Regions from separate parts of the Homo sapiens genome. Here region 1 is linked to region 2. A link is a contact called in ENCODE Hi-C or POLR2A ChIA-PET data. All regions are on one chromosome and are shown on one strand. Each heading gives the region's core, a stretch centred on a gene start or an enhancer-like site at or near the end of the contact. The rest is flanking DNA. Distances are from core to core; before and after follow the strand shown.

Region 1 (7,359 bases), core at 1-2,500, 220 kb before region 2:
GCACCACCACACAGGCACATTTTTTTTGTATTTTAGTAGAGACAGGGTTTCACCATGTTGGCCAGGATGGCCTTGATCTCCTGACCTCGTGATCCGCCCACCTTGGCCCTCCCAATTGCTGGGATTACAGGCCTGAGACACCATGCCCAGCCTCCTATTCTTTATCTGAAAAATTAACAAGATTTCCAGTTAAAGTAAGAATTGACATCTTTAAGAGAAATTCTGAATTATAGTTTATTTTCATACAGCTGTTTATGTTTATAATCTCATTTTTTTTTAATTACTGAGAAAATAGAGTAGCTAAGATCTAATCTTGGAGTGCATTGTTACAAAATGGTTGTGATTGAAGGACCAATTTGATCCATTAGGTAATCATTTCCTGCATGAATCATCTGCCAAAACTTTCACAATGAAAAGGACATTTGGAAATGTTACTCTTCTGGTTTGAGTTGAAAACAGCAAATATATCAAATGTATGCCTTATAATGTTTCTGTTCAGATGCAGCATCCACCCATGGAGACAGGCCCTGGAAATCTCTGCTCTTAAAACAAAAAAATGCCATGAAACGATGTTTGAGACAGTTCTCCATTAAAGAGGGCACATTTGTAAAATGTAAACTTGGATGTTTTGTTGAAGAGAGTAGTGAAAAGACAGGAAGATTTAAAGGTGGAAATAGGGTTAAATCAGCAATTCAAAAATACGTTCATGATACAGAGGCTGTAGCAGTGTATAAACTGTCTCACAGCGAGGGCCTTCGTGATGCGTCCCCCTTCTGTGCTGACTCATTTGGTAGGAGCCCTCTTTTCCGACTGTCCTCTCAGGTTTATGGATGCTTGGTATAGTGTAGGGATTCATTGCATTGCACGGCTCTGGAGTGCGATGGCCCTGAGTGTGAGTTCTGCCTGTGTCCCCGGCTTGCTGTTAGAATGGATCTGGGCAGGTAACTTAGCTTCTTGAAGCTTCGGTTTCCTATCTGTGACCTCGAAAAGCTGTTGTTGTGGGGATTAAATGAGGTATTATCTATTCAGCTTTGGTGCAGGATCAAAGACAGAGTAAGTGTCTAGTGAAAGGTTGGTATTACTGTTATTACAGAAGTCCTTAATGAACAAACATTTTTATATGCTGAATGAGTTAAAACATGTAACTACTGTGTTTAACAGATGTGAAATTGTTTAAACAGTTGCTGGCACCAAGTGAGCACTCAGGCATGTTGACTTTGATCATCACGTGATGATGCAGCTGGCCGGTGTGTGTCATCTCGGGACAGGAGAGGGAAGTGTCAGAGACCTGGAGAAGTATTTCCCTAGTCAGCAGGTCCGCTTCTCACTTAGCAGGCAGTGACTTCCCACTGAAGAGGAGGGAAAGGCCTGGGGCCCGTGCAGGGCGGGGGAGCACTGCCCCGTCGGGGCAGCTCCCAGCCTTCTCAGAGCTGCAGTGCCTTCCTCTTGACACACACGGAGAGGGAATGGAGAAGGAAAGAGCTAGCTTAGGGATGCCAGGAACCGCAGACGCAACTCTCTTTTTAGCCCCACAACAGCCCCGGGGAACTGTGATTGTTCCTGTTTGTGGCTGAAGCTCCCAGTGGTTAAGGAGCCACCACAGCCTCACAGAGGCAGGAAACTGCAGTACAGGGACTAGGGCCCAGGCTGTCCATCATTGCCTCAGGAAAGTTCTCATAAATGGGGGTAAGTCCTTACAGTCTCTCCAAAGTATGTTAGTCAGGAGTGTCACAGATGCATCAGCGATAAGGAGAAGCTGCTTTACCGTGCGCAAGTTGTATAATTAATTCCTTGTGAGGTTCATATGCTTTGAGGGCTGGCCGGGGCCCCTACACTCATCTGAAACGTGATTTCCAGGGAAAAGCTCTACAGGTGTCAAGCACCTACCACTGTTTTCACGGTGGGAACCGCCACTGTGGAATATAGTGGTGGGGTGTTTATTTGATTTTCCTACTATTTTATGCGAATTTAAATCAGGCTGCTTATTTACTAGTAGAACTCAGAAACAGGCAAACAAACAAGAAACAGAGAGAAACAGAAAAGGGAACCCAAAGAATGTTAGAGCTGGAAGGAATCCCAGGCACGGTCAAATCCAAAACACAGTTTTTACGGATAGGGAAACTGAGGGCCAAGGAGGGGCAGGGCTCGCCGAGTTTCGCCTCCTCTGACCGCGTAGAATGGTTGCACTAAAGCAGATTCCTCGTGCTGTGTATCCGTCAGGTAACATCTGCCGGCACCTGCTGCCCCGGGTCCAGTGCCCCGCCTTGATTGTGCACGGTGAGAAGGATCCTCTGGTCCCACGGTTTCATGCCGACTTCATTCATAAGCACGTGAAAGGCTCACGGTAAGTCCTGTCACCGCCTTCACACTCCCCCCGAGAGCCTCGGAGTCAATGGGCAAAGCTACTGGAAGGAAAATAACCAAGAGGAGTTGGAGTTTTAGAGTGCACAGCCCCCCTTTTGCCAATGCCAGTCAGTAGCACCGCTTTATTTAGGGTACCACGGAAGAGAGAAGCCCTGAACTGTGGGTGACTGATAACCAGAAGGAAAGGCATGTTCAGATAGACAGCTCTTACTTTCATGAGTGGCAAACATGCTCATAGGTGCTAAGCCCTGTCACTTGGTAATAGTTTAGATTTATTTCCATCAGTATTAACCGAAACAGTTTCACACAATTTGGGAATTTTCAGTTTAGTTTTTTATCATTATAAAAGCACTGACCACCCAATTTAAAAAAATCTGTTAAACCAAATTTCTGATGTCTGCTGACAGCCAGCCCTACTCAGCACAGTTAATGGTAGTGTTCCCTGTCCCTAAAGCCCCCAGGCCAGCAGGGAAAGCAGGCACAGAAACAGCTCCACTGCTCCCTTCTCGCTCTGTTCTATGATGTATTTAACAACAGATTTCTCAGAGAATTTTTAAAGGAGGAAAAAAAGTTTCTTTTCTATAATAAAATACAATTACCATAAACCTTTATAATTACTATATCCATAATGGATAGTGCTATATCCATTTAGCATTTTTTAAGTTAACAGGCATCTCTTTATTCCACACATTCCTCCTATACCACTTCAACCATGAATCAAAAATACACATGAGCCTGTATAACAAATAATTCATTTGGTAAGAGCATAGAGTCAGTGAAGAGCAAAGGTGGGAGTTAGGCAGGATTATACTGCGGGTGGACAAAGAGGTTTAATGAGGGAGTTGGTTTTTTTTTGGAGTCGGAGTCTCGCACTGTCACCTGGGCTGGAGTGCAGTGGCACGATCTCGGCTAACTGCAACCTCCGCCTCCCAGGTTCAAGCGATTCTCCCACCTCAGTCTCCCAAATAGGTGGGATTACAGGTGTGCGCCACCACGCCCAGCTAATTTTTTGTATTTTCAGTAGAGACGGGTTTCACAATGTTAGCCAGGCTAGTCTCAAACTCCTGACCTCGTGATCCGCCTGCCTTGGCCTCCCAAAGTGCTGGGATTACAGGCATGAGCCACCACTCCCAGCTTGGAGTTTTTAAATTGATTTAGTAGGGGCTGGGCACAGTGGCTCACACCTGTAATTGCAGCACTTTGGGAGGCTGAGGCAGGCGGTTCACTTGAGGCCAGGAGTTCAAGACCAGCCTAGCCAACATGGCGAAACCCCATCTGTACTAAAAATACAAAAATTAGCCGGGCATGGTGGCGGGTGCCTGTAACCCCAGCTACTCAGGAAGCTGAGTCAGGAGAATCGCTTGAACCTGGGAGGCGGAGGTTGCAGTGAGCCAAGATTATGCCACTACACTCCAGCTGGGTGACAGAGTGAGACTCCGTCTCAGAAATAAATAAATAAGTATAAATTTATTTAGTAGCGAATAAAAGGTATTTTCAAACTAGACTTTATAAAATTATAATACTAAGTTATGGTCATGGTACAAAATTCCAGTAGTATACTTTCTTATTAATCCTTGCAAAAGTTTTTTTTGTTTGTTTTTTTTTTGAGGCACAGTTTCACTCTTGTTGCCCAAGCTGAAGTGCAATGGCGCGATCTCGGCTCACTGCAACCTCTGCCTCCTGGGTTCAAGTGATTCTCCTGCCTCAGCCTCCTGAGTAGCTGGGATTACAGGCACCCGCCACCACGCCCAGCTAATTTTTGCATTTTTAGTAGAGACGGGGTTTCACTGTGTTAGCCAGGATGGTCTCGATCTCTTGACCTTGTGATCCACCCACCTTGGCCTCCCAAAGTGCTGGGATTACAGGCATGAACCACCATGCCCGGCCTGCAAAAGTTTTTTATACAATCTCAGTTTTTGTGCTTTTGATTGTATACGTTTGCAGTGTACAAAGTGATATCTCCATATAGCACTTAATATTTTAAAAGGTATTTTATATATAGTATCTAGTTATAGTTTATGACATATTTATGAAAAATATTATCCATTTTACAGATGAGAAATCATGGCTGAGAGATGTTAAGCAATCTTTCAAGGTTGTATAGCTAGTAAATAATTAATCTTAGATTTTTCTCCTAATATGGTGCTTTTCCACCATAGCACAGCTGCCACTTATCTCTTAATATGTATGATGGTAACATGCCTAGAATAAGATACCAGGTGACCTGGTTAATTGTCTTCCAGCTTCAGAAATGACAGGTTTTGCACAGTGACACACATAGTAAATGTGTTATGTGCCCTTAAAGAGCCAGGTTCAATTAAAGTCAGTCTACAAGAAAGTTTAATTTAGGAATTAAAGTTTAATTTAGGCCCATCTCCTAGCAACACAGTACATCAGTATAGGAGAAAAACACCCTTACAGGCTCACACCTGTAATCCCAGCACTTTGGGAGGCCGAGGTGGGCAGATCACTTGAGGTCAGGAGTTCAAGACCAGCCTGGCCATCATGGTGAAACCTCGTCTCTACTAGAAATACAAAAATTAGCCAGACATGGTCGTGGGCACCCGTAATCCCAGCTACTCAAGATGCTGAGGCAGAGAATCACTTGAACCTGGGAGGCAGAGGTTGCAGCGAGCCAAGATCACGCCACTGCACTCCAGCCCGGGCAACAAGAGCCGAAACCCTCTCTGAAAAACAAACAAACAAACAAAAAAACACTTAAAGGCACAGACTATCCCTTCCCAGATTTTTACCAAGAAATACAGATTATGTGTGAAGCAAACACCAAACTGCCTTTCTTGCCTCAGAAGGAGGCTGAACAAAGGGTGGAGTTGCTCAGCAGGTCTGCTTCCAGCTTATGTTAATTTGTCTCTTTCTCTCTTCTCTCTTTGTGGTAGAAGAAAAATAAGAATCGCTTATTTTTATTTTAAGCAAAGAGGCCTTAGAGATCATTCAAGCTCAGTGATTTTAAAATGTGTTTTTAGTCGGTTGAAGCCCTTCCTCTAACAAGCACTTGTGCTGCAGTCTGAGATACGAAACACACTATGAGAGCTGCTCAGACGACAGCAGTGATGGGGAGCAGGCTTTGCCTTTCTGCCTCCCGTGTCCACATTTCCTCCTATAAGTACAGCGGTCGTAATAGATTAGGACCTACTCATATGACTTCATTTCAAATCAATTACCTCTTTAAACACTCTACCCAAAGGAGGTCACACTCTGAGATGCTGGGGGTCAGGATCTAAGCATATCAATATGAGGGGTGCAATTCAGCCCATCACAGTGCTTCTGAGGAGGTGCTCCGATCTCAGGAGCCAGAGGCCCGGTTCTGGGTTTCAGACTCGACTGCAAACGATGAGTCCCTCGCCTCTCGCCTGCGGCCCTTCTCCACCCCTCAGCTCCTGCCTTTGCCTGCCTGGGTGTGTGCCCACCCCTTAGGCCAGGACTCAGGCGGCTCCTCAGCGAGGCTTCCTCGCCTCTGCATGCGCCTCCAGTTGCTCGCTCACCTATCTGAGGTCATGTGGCTCCTTATACCTTTTTTCTTCCTCTTTTTTTGTTTTTGAGACAGAGTCTCGCTGTTGCCCAGGCTGGAGTGCAGTGGCGCGATCTTGGCTCACTGCAGGCTCTGCCTCCTGGGTTCCTGCCATTCTCCTGCCTCAGCCTCCCGAGTAGCTGGGACTACAGGCGCCCACCACCACGCCCGGCTAATTTTTTGTATTTTTAGTGGAGACGGGGTTTCACGGCGTTAGCCAGGATGGTCTCAATCTCCTGACCTCGTGATGCACCCGCCTCGGCCTCCCAAAGTGCTGGGATTACAGGCATAAGCCACTGCACTTGGCCTTCTTCTTTTTTTTTTTTTTTTTTGTTTTTTTTTTTAAGAGACAGGGCTTGCACTGTCATCCAGGCTGGAGTGCAGTGGTGTGATCACGGCTCATTGCAGCCTTGAACTCCTGGACTCAAGTGATCCTCCCACCTCAGCCTCCCAAGTAGCTCAGACATAGGCACGTACCACCACTCCTAGCTAATTTTTTGTGTATGTATTTTGTGTAGAGAAAGGGCCTTGCCGTGTTGTCCAGGCTGGTCTTGAACTCCTGGGCTCAAGCAATCCTCCTGCCTTGGCCTCCCAAAGTGCCGGGATTACAGGTGTGAGCCACTGCACCCAGCCTCTTTATTCATATCTCTAACAGCTGCTAACGTGAATGCAATTCTTCCCATGTTGAACACTCCACCGCCTATCCCAGGATGTGGTCTAGAGCATCTGAACATGCTCAGTGCATGTTGAAAGAGAGAGAGGGAGAGCAAGAGGTGCACAGAGGGCCATGTCTCTGTGGATGGGCTGGGGTCACCAGTGCAGGACCAGCCGCGTATTCTGAGCCCAGGCCTGAGGGCCAGACCCGGTGGGAAAGTCCATGTGGCACAGAGTTGGCATCTTAAGTTCGTGTCAACTAAAGGGGAGGGAGAGGGGTTAAGAGCACCAGCAGGGGACTCAGACCTCGGTTGGAGTGCTGGTTTGGGTTTGAATGCTGGTGTGGGTTGGAGTGCTGGTGTGGGTTGCAGTGCTGGTTTGGGTTGGAGTGCTGGTTTGGGTTTGAGTTCTGGTGTGGGTCGGAGTGCTGGTTTGGGTCGAGTGCTGGTTCAGGGTGGAGTGCTGGTTCGGGGTGGAGTGCTGGTTCGGGGTGGAGTGCTGGTTCGGGTCCGAGTGCTGGTTCGGGTGGAGTGCTGGTTCGGGGTGGAGTGCTGGTGTGGGTTGGAGTGCTGGTTCGGGTCCGAGTGCTGGTTCGGGGTGGAGTGCTGGTTCGGGGTGGAGTGCTGGTTCGGGGTGGAGTGCTGGTGTGGGTTGGAGTGCTGGTTCGGGGTGGAGTGCTGGTTCGGGTCCGAGTGCTGGTTCGGGTGGAGTGCTGGTTCAGGGTGGAGCGCTGGTTCGGGGTGGAGTGCTGGTTTGGGTTTGAATGCTGATTCGGGGTGGAGTGCTGGTTCGGGGTGGAGTGCTGGTTCAGG
Region 2 (7,729 bases), core at 216-2,715:
ATCCACACCATCTCTAATTTCTTACTAATTAATCAAATAGTGAATGTCTAACAAATGGGGAAGGTACTATGCTGGGCCAAGTAGCCATGTAATGGGTTTCTGAATCTCATAATTCAACATCATCTTCTTCAACTGACACTTGTCTTTCCAGGTCAATTAAGCAGGCAGCCTCATTAGTTCATGGGTAGACAACACGCAGAACAGACAAAGCAGGACCTGAGGGCCAGAGGGTGACAGTATCTAACTCTGCCCCTAAAAGCACAAGGCATTTGGACAATTTGTGCTACACTCTTTCCTTTAAACAGGCAACAGGAAAAACAATAAAAGATATTCCTACTACCGAGTTTATAAAAACACAAACAAAAAAAACCAGCGCCTCTCCACATGGCAGTATTCAAATCCTTATCTTTGGGCTCCTACCCTCTATCTGCTTGGAAACAGCTCCCTGTCTTTGTGGCCGCCACCCTCCCCAGCTAAAAAAAAAAAAGTCTCCCTCCAAATACTATCCAGTAGCTCTTCAAATAAAATGGGATGAATAGAGAGGCCTTGATAACCACCAGTTTTCTCATCTTCAAACTGGAAATCAGAAATAATATCAGTAAAGACATCGACTTATTAGGTACAGTGAGAAGCCTTTGAACTTAAAAGACGGGAGGAAGACAAGCATGCTGCTCGTGGGTTCGTCACACCCTGTTCTATGCAACAAAGCAACCCTCCCTGGGTCGAGAAAAAAAATCTCCATGATGATCTCTTAGAAATATAAATGTATTTATAGATAGATATTTTCCCTCTTACCATGTGTATAAGAGAACAGGACGTTGCTGGGCAGAGGGAAGTTATTGTGTGAAGGCCAAGGTCATAACAAGGTTACCGTTCTCATGAGTCTGGGCTAGGTCTGGGCCCTCCCGCCCCGCTCCCTGTATCAGCCCCACTCCCAGGCTCCAGAGCTAGGCCACTTGATGCCTGGTCAGTCCTTTCTGTGCCTTCCCAAATTTACTCTCAATTTCTGGCTCATCTACTATTCTCATTTGCTATTTCTTAAGTTCTGGGCCACGGGAGCCCAAGGTCTCACTCAGCCCTGCACAAACCCCAGCTCTCAAAGCCGGCGTCGCTCTCACTCATTCCCTGTCTCCGCATCGACACGGAGGAGCCACTGGATATAACGCTGAGGTATTAAAAAAAGAAGGAAGTTCAGAAAAACAAACACAGTACGACAGCATTTGTAGGAAGTTTTTTTTTAAAGGCAAAACTGTACAACGCAGTGTTCTAGATGTGGGAAAACCTAACGAAACTCATGAGGATGAAAAACAGCAAACGGGGTGGGGAGACTTGTGGACAGGGGAGGGGGAGGAGGCGGGGGGCGCGGGAGGGGGAGGAGGCGGGAGGAGGCGGGGGTGGGTGGAGGCGGGAGGGTGGGACTTATTAATGAGGCTTGTTTCCGAGTCCGGGTAGCAGATACACGTGACATCAGAAACATCTCATAATCACGAAAGAAATCGAAGCACGCGTGCTCTCTCGGGAGGGCCCTCCTTCTGCGTGCCAGCCCTTGGGATCTGGACTTCTGGCTCCTGGAAACATTCAAAAGGAAACCGGTGGGCCATGGAACCGCTGACAGGATTGGATGGTAAAACAGTGTCTTAGATCCACCCTCGGTGCCTACAAGGGTAACAGGCCACACCCCCATCTCAGAGATGGCAGCGACCTCATCCAAGGGGCAGGGGAAGCCTCAGAGGAGTGATTTTAGCAGCCTCTCACTTCCTCATTTGCCTGTGAAAATAAAGCTGACCCTAAACTTACCGGCTCTGCACTACCCTCCCGCTGGCTGCTTCATTGTCCTGGGCAAATCTTCAGCCCCAGAGACAGTAGTGTTTATTTTAGAACCAAACCCGCTGGCCAGGACACCATCCACGTGAAACATTTCTTCCTAAGCCTGAAGCTTTGTTGTAACCCTGTTGTCTTCCTCCTTATTGGCTCAGCAGTGAGATGGGCTGGCTTGAACCTCCAGGTCTTGAAACCTGCCCAAGATACCAACAACCACCTGTAATAAGGTGCAGGATCCCGCTCAAGCCCTTCAGAGCATCTGTGGATGTGTTACCTCATATGCCCTCACCAAATCCTATAAATAAGAATATCAAGTAGTATCCCCATTTCCAAGATGGGAAATGGCCCCTTCAAAGGTCAGGTCACCGACACTGTGATGCAGGTGGTGTCTCTAGGAGAGGCGCAGGCTTCTAGATCCCAACTGTCGTGGTTTGTTCTAAAGGCTGCAGCAGCCTGGACCATAAAGACAATTTTAAAGCAGTAAACCTAGCAATACAGCCTGGAAGAGAAAACCAAAACAGAGCCAAAAAAAAAAAAAAAAAAAAAAAAAAAACCCAAAACAAGGCAGGCACTGTAATGAAATGCTCACATTTACTCCAGTGCCCACATCTGCATTCCCAGAGTCTCAGAAATCCAGCAGGATTCCAATGCCATGGAAATATGTATCATTGTTTTTGCCAAACAAACTCCCTTACCTTAAGCAAAGGTCAAGTACACTGTAAAACTCCCAGTGCAAACAACCAGCTGGAGGACTTATCCCAGCCTCTGTAAAGTCTTTGCTAATAATTATCCAGACAGCTTTCCTAATTTTTATTTTTAAATGGGGTTGTGGCTCAGCAATAGTGTAAGGATTAATCGCCTTATCAATTAGCATGAGGAAAGGACTGCAAATACAAAGTAGGTGTGTTCTTCCTGGCTTTCTACCTGCTCAATTAGGCTCAGGTCTTAAATGATTTCCAAAATTGGACTACATCTACTGTGTTTACTTCATTCTAAATATCAAAAAGATATCTAAAAGCTTATCATAAAAAAATTTAGAATTTCCCTTTTTGGTTACCAGCCTAAAAGCTCCTTAGTTTAGGGACTGTGTTCTTATTCAACAAGCCATGCCCAGCTCCTGGTTCACAGAACACACTGAATAATGACAAATAATGGAAAACAGAAGGCGGCTGTGTATAATGAATGCATTTCATTCACTTATTCAGCAAGGAGGATGAGGTAGCACCATGCCAGGGGAGATGCCGAGATGAAGCCACACCACCGGCCTCAAGGGGCTCACAGTCTGATGAAGAGACACGTGCCTATAAGACACAGATGGGGTTCTGTGCTACAGGAATGCAAAGAAAGGGACGAGGCCTGGGGAAGACTTCACCAAAGAAGCAGCATTTGAATCTTCCCTTAAGGGAAAAGGAAGTAGGACTGTCCTGCCATGTGGGTGAGGGGAAGGGAAGAGGCCTGGGAGGAGAGTTTTCAGAGAGGCAACCAGCTCTTGCAAAGGCGGCCAGTGCAGAAGAGGCTAGACAGGTTAGGTTCTCAGTATCAAAGTCCCCAGGATGGAGAGAAATTGGAACCTTTAAACACTGTTGGTAGGGATGCAAAAATGGTGCAGCCATTATGGAAAACAGTATGGCAGTTCCTCAAAAAACTAAAACTAGAACTGCCATATGATCCAGTGATTCTACTTCCAGGTACTTATCCAAAAGAATTGAAATTAGGATCTCAAAGCACTTGACGTGAGCGCTCCCACGTTCACTGCAGTGTTATCCACAACAGCCAAGATATGGAAACAACGCAGAGGTCCACTGATAGGTGAAGGGACACACGAAACACAGTGAAAAATACAATAGAATATGATTCCGCTTAAGAACGAATGAAATTCTGACACGTACGACACGTGGATGAACTTGGAGGAATTATGTTAAGTGAAATAAGCCAGTCACAGAAGGACAAATACTACATGATTCCACTTACATGAGGCATGTAAAAATAGGCAAATTCAGAAAATCAAAGAGTGGGCTGATGGTTGCCGGGGGTAGAGGGAGGGAGACATGGGGAGTTGCTCGTCAACTAGCATCAGCTTTCAGGCAGGCGAGATGAATAAGCTCTGGAACTCTGCTGCACACATTGTGTCTATAGTTCACGATACTGTGCTGTACACTGAAAAAACCTGTTAAGAGGGTGGGTCTCATGTTAGATGTTCTTACCACAAATAAAATTAAAAAATAAAATAAAAAAGGCCCCAGGAGAGTTTCTGTTTCATCAACCCAAGGAAAACACCGGAAGGAGTCACAGCTCCAGTGAGGAAGAAGTGAGAAGGGATCTGCCATCGGGGGCTGGAGGGATGGTGGGAACCTTTGCCATTTCAAAGGGAAGCCCTGGCTCCCCTCGGGCACAGCATCCTGGGTGGGGTCTGCACCCCGAGCTGCCACCCATTGCATTTCCATGTCAGCGCCATGTCAGGTGCGCTGTGCCGATGTCTAATCAAGTCTCAGTCATTCAGGATGAAGAGAGAATAGGGAATTCAAAATACATAACTGCAAAAATGAAAGCTCCTTTATTAATTTAGTGCAATACAGAGACGTCCCAGAACAACACGGGCTGCATCCAGAATCACAGATCATTTCAACTAAGAAAAAGATGGGCACCGAGAAGGAGAGCGAGGAACATGCCAGCTGAGACTCATTTCATTCTAGGACAGTACTAGAATGAGCATCTCACTGGGAATTCACCGCCCTCAGGCAGATAACAGATGCTGCTAAGCTATGCTAGCTGGTGTTGCCACGTTTATTCTTCATCACTGAGTGGTTCTCCTTAGGTCACACATATAACTATCCATCTGAGTGCAAGTTTAAAACAAAACAAAAACTGAAGAGGACATACAGATGGCCAAGAAGCACATGGAAAGATGCTCAACGTCACTGTCATCGGGGAAATGTACATCACAGCGACAATGTGGTAGCCCTTCACATCCATCAGGATGGTAGCTGCTGTCAAACAAACAGGAAATAACAAGTGCTGACAAGAATGTGGGGAAACTGGAACCCTGGTGCACCAGTACATTCCTGGTGGGAATGTACAACGGTGCAGCCAACTGGAGAAAACAATATCCCTGTTCTTCATAGAATTAAACAGAGGATTACCATCTGACTCAGCAATGCCACTTTTGGGTATAACCCCCCAAAAGTGAAAGCAAGGACCTGAAATGATATTTGCACACCTATGTTCACGGCAGCATATTCACAACAGCCAAAAGGTGGGAGCAACGCAGGTGTCCATCAACAGATGAATGGATAAGAAAATGTGATCCATCCAGAGGATGAAATATAACTCAGCCTTAAAAAGGGAGGCCATATCCAACATATGCTATAGTATAAAGGAAGCATTTTTTCTTTTTTTCTTATTTTCACTTATTTTTGTCCTTAGAGGTCCTTGTTCTGAGGGAATCCTGAAGACATTATGCTAAGTGAAGTAAGCCAGTCACAAAAGGACAAATATTGCATGATCCACTTAAATAGGTTCTTAGGTAGGCAAATTCATAGAAACAGAAAGTAGAAGGGTGGCTGCTCGGGACTAAGGGATGGGAATGGGGAGTGTTTATTGGGGACAGAGTTTGTTTGGGAAGATGAAAAGACCTCTAGAGATGAAGGGTGGTGATGGCTGTGTAAAAATGTGAATTACTTAATGCCACTGAATGGTACAATTAAAAGTAGTTAAAATGGTAATTTTTATGCTATGTTTATTTTACCATGATAAAACAAACACCCCCCTCCAAATAAAACAACAACAAAAAAGGCAAGTCCGTAGTATTGGCCTTTGAGAGCTCTGACCTCAGCTGTGCCCCGCCCACCCATCCACCCAAGGATCCTTAAACTCAGGAGGATCAGAAAGGCTCAATCACCAGGAGGTGAGGTGAGTCACAGAGCTCACTGCATTGCCATTCTTGGGGGCATTTGTCTCATCTGCCTTAAAATACAGAACTGCATTCTCATAGTCGGGTTTCAGGCAACGGCTCAACCGTGGAGGGAGGTCACTTTGGGGCCTTTGCACACATCCGAGTCAACCTCAACAGTCTTAGTCCACACATCTCTGTATTTCCGGTCACTTATTGCTATGCTGACTGCTCATCTAAGCCCCAGATACTGTCCCAGTTATTTAGGAGACAAAGAGGCCCTCAAGCTGGCCTGAGCCCCCAAGGGGTCCTCAGTGATGTCGACACGACAGGTGTGCAGGCACCCCCATGCAGACGGGCCCCTCTGATGGAGACCTGCGTTCGGCCAGGCAGGCCCACAGCTGGCGTGGTCATCCAGGGCGGGAACGGGATTGGACGAAGCCTTCCCTCGGGCAAAGATGCTGGGGTGGGGAACAGGTGCAGCAGGAACAGAAGGTCAGAGCGTGGTACTGGGGTGACGAGAGGCGCTAGCGAACATCAGCAGCTGCGGGGAGCTCGAGGCAGCAGGGATGTCCAGGCCACAGAAGGTGTCCCACATTTTATATTCCTGTTGTTTGTATATTTTCTATTTCTACCCACCCCCCCCATTTTATGCCTGACCCCAAGTTAAACTGCTTAAGGACTTAAGACCCCAACCAGCTGTGACTTAGATCAGGGTTTCTCCCCCAAAGGAGCCTGCAGCAGTGTCACACAGAACACACCCCCTCAACTGTCTTTCTACTGAAAAAAAAGAGAGGGAAACGTGCTTCAATAAGAGGGACACAGGGACCCCCAAGCCCTGCCCTTTAGAGAAGCTTAAAGACTCCTACATCATTCTTTTTTTTTTTTTTTTTAAGGAATTGGGTCCCTTCCATCTGTGGCCATGACCGTTCATCCCACAGCCTGTCCTCCTCTCTTGAGAGCTGTCCTGGCTCAGGCTGTGGCTGGATTCTCAAGCAGCATCATGTGGCCAGGTTAGGAGCAGGATGTCACAGAGAGAGGGGTCCAAAGTTCAGCTGCTGGGAAAGGCCACAAAGACTGGGGTCCCAGGAGAACGGCGACCTGCCTATCAGTTCTATCTCTAAAACTCTGGGGTTCGACTCTCCAGACTTAGCTTCTGTTCCCAGCTTTACAGAGGACAAGGGGCTGGGCCCATGAGTCTCTCTGCATCAGCAACACCTCACTCTCAGTTGAATTCAGACTCGAAAGCCCAGTCTCAACACAGCAAGCCCCATGGGATCCAAGAAATACTGCTCCATGCGTCTGTTACCCAGTTGTCTTTTTGCTGAATCACATTGTGGGGGCAAGAAGAAACATGAGGCCATCTCAACAGATCGCAAAGGCCTCCACGGCTGGGACACCTGTCAAGCGGGAAACACGTGCCGGTTCTCACGCTACGACCTAGGGAGATGAAGACATGGTCCCTACCCCGAGGGATTTACAATCAGGCATGGAAAATACTCCAAATCCAACACCACACTGCCACATGCTGATGGTCATGCCAGAGTGCACACAAGGACTGTAGAAACATGGAGGAAACCTATCAGATCATTCTATACACCTTCCCTTCAGATTCATGTGCTTGTCAGCAAATTAAAGGCTCTGTGAGGTCCTCTAGGGAAAAATAAATTTTTTTTTTAAGCAAACTTTAAAAAAATTAGCGGCCAGGTGTGGTGGCTCACGCCTGTAATCCTAGGACTTTGAGAGGCCGAGGTGGGTGGATTGCCTGAGCTCAGGAGTTCGAGACCAGCCTGGGCAACATGGTGAAACCCCGTCTCTACTAAAATACAAAAAATTAGCTGGGCGTGGTAGCATGCGCCTGTAGTCCCAGCTACTCGGGAGCTGAGGCTGGAGAATCGCTTGAATCCGGGAGGCAGAAGTTGCAGTGAGCCGAGATCACACCACTGCACTCCAGGCTGGGCGACAGAGCGAGATTCCGTCTCACAAAAAAAAAAAATAAAATAAAAAATAAAAAATAAA

What was found. A loop is a pair of places that touch in the nucleus more often than their neighbours do. ChIA-PET counts read pairs that join two places held with the same protein, here RNA polymerase II (POLR2A). Pooled maps may share reads with other maps.
Region 1: a loop to region 2 is called in a pooled map, with 2.4 times the contacts of the local background. The contact joins two enhancer-like sites. A Hi-C loop is called at or near these places in 3 of 168 maps with a recorded cell type or tissue (OCI-LY7, ascending aorta and naive thymus-derived CD4-positive, alpha-beta T cell), 1 of 37 single-sample maps with no recorded cell type and 12 of 50 pooled maps. POLR2A ChIA-PET finds 5 or more read pairs at or near these places in 1 of 52 experiments (AG04450).

The regions. Positions count from the first base shown.
Region 1 is chr6:3,138,166-3,145,524 of GRCh38, forward strand. It overlaps BPHL (biphenyl hydrolase like), which reads left to right. Exons shown (of 7, transcript NM_004332.4): 6 at 2,221-2,344. Among named protein-coding and RNA genes, the nearest start is that of TUBB2A, 16 kb to the right of the region's middle. RefSeq lists an enhancer at 1,179-1,258. Within about 2 kb of position 1,251, at least 16 of the 41 ENCODE cell types and tissues checked have a DNase peak (open chromatin) inside an H3K27ac peak, as active enhancers do; they include OCI-LY7, where a contact is called at or near this core.
Region 2 is chr6:3,354,711-3,362,439 of GRCh38, forward strand. All of the region lies in intron 3 of SLC22A23 (solute carrier family 22 member 23), which reads right to left. Among named protein-coding and RNA genes, the nearest start is that of SLC22A23, 98 kb to the right of the region's middle. RefSeq lists an enhancer at 1,433-2,323. Within about 2 kb of position 1,466, at least 35 of the 41 ENCODE cell types and tissues checked have a DNase peak (open chromatin) inside an H3K27ac peak, as active enhancers do; they include OCI-LY7, where a contact is called at or near this core.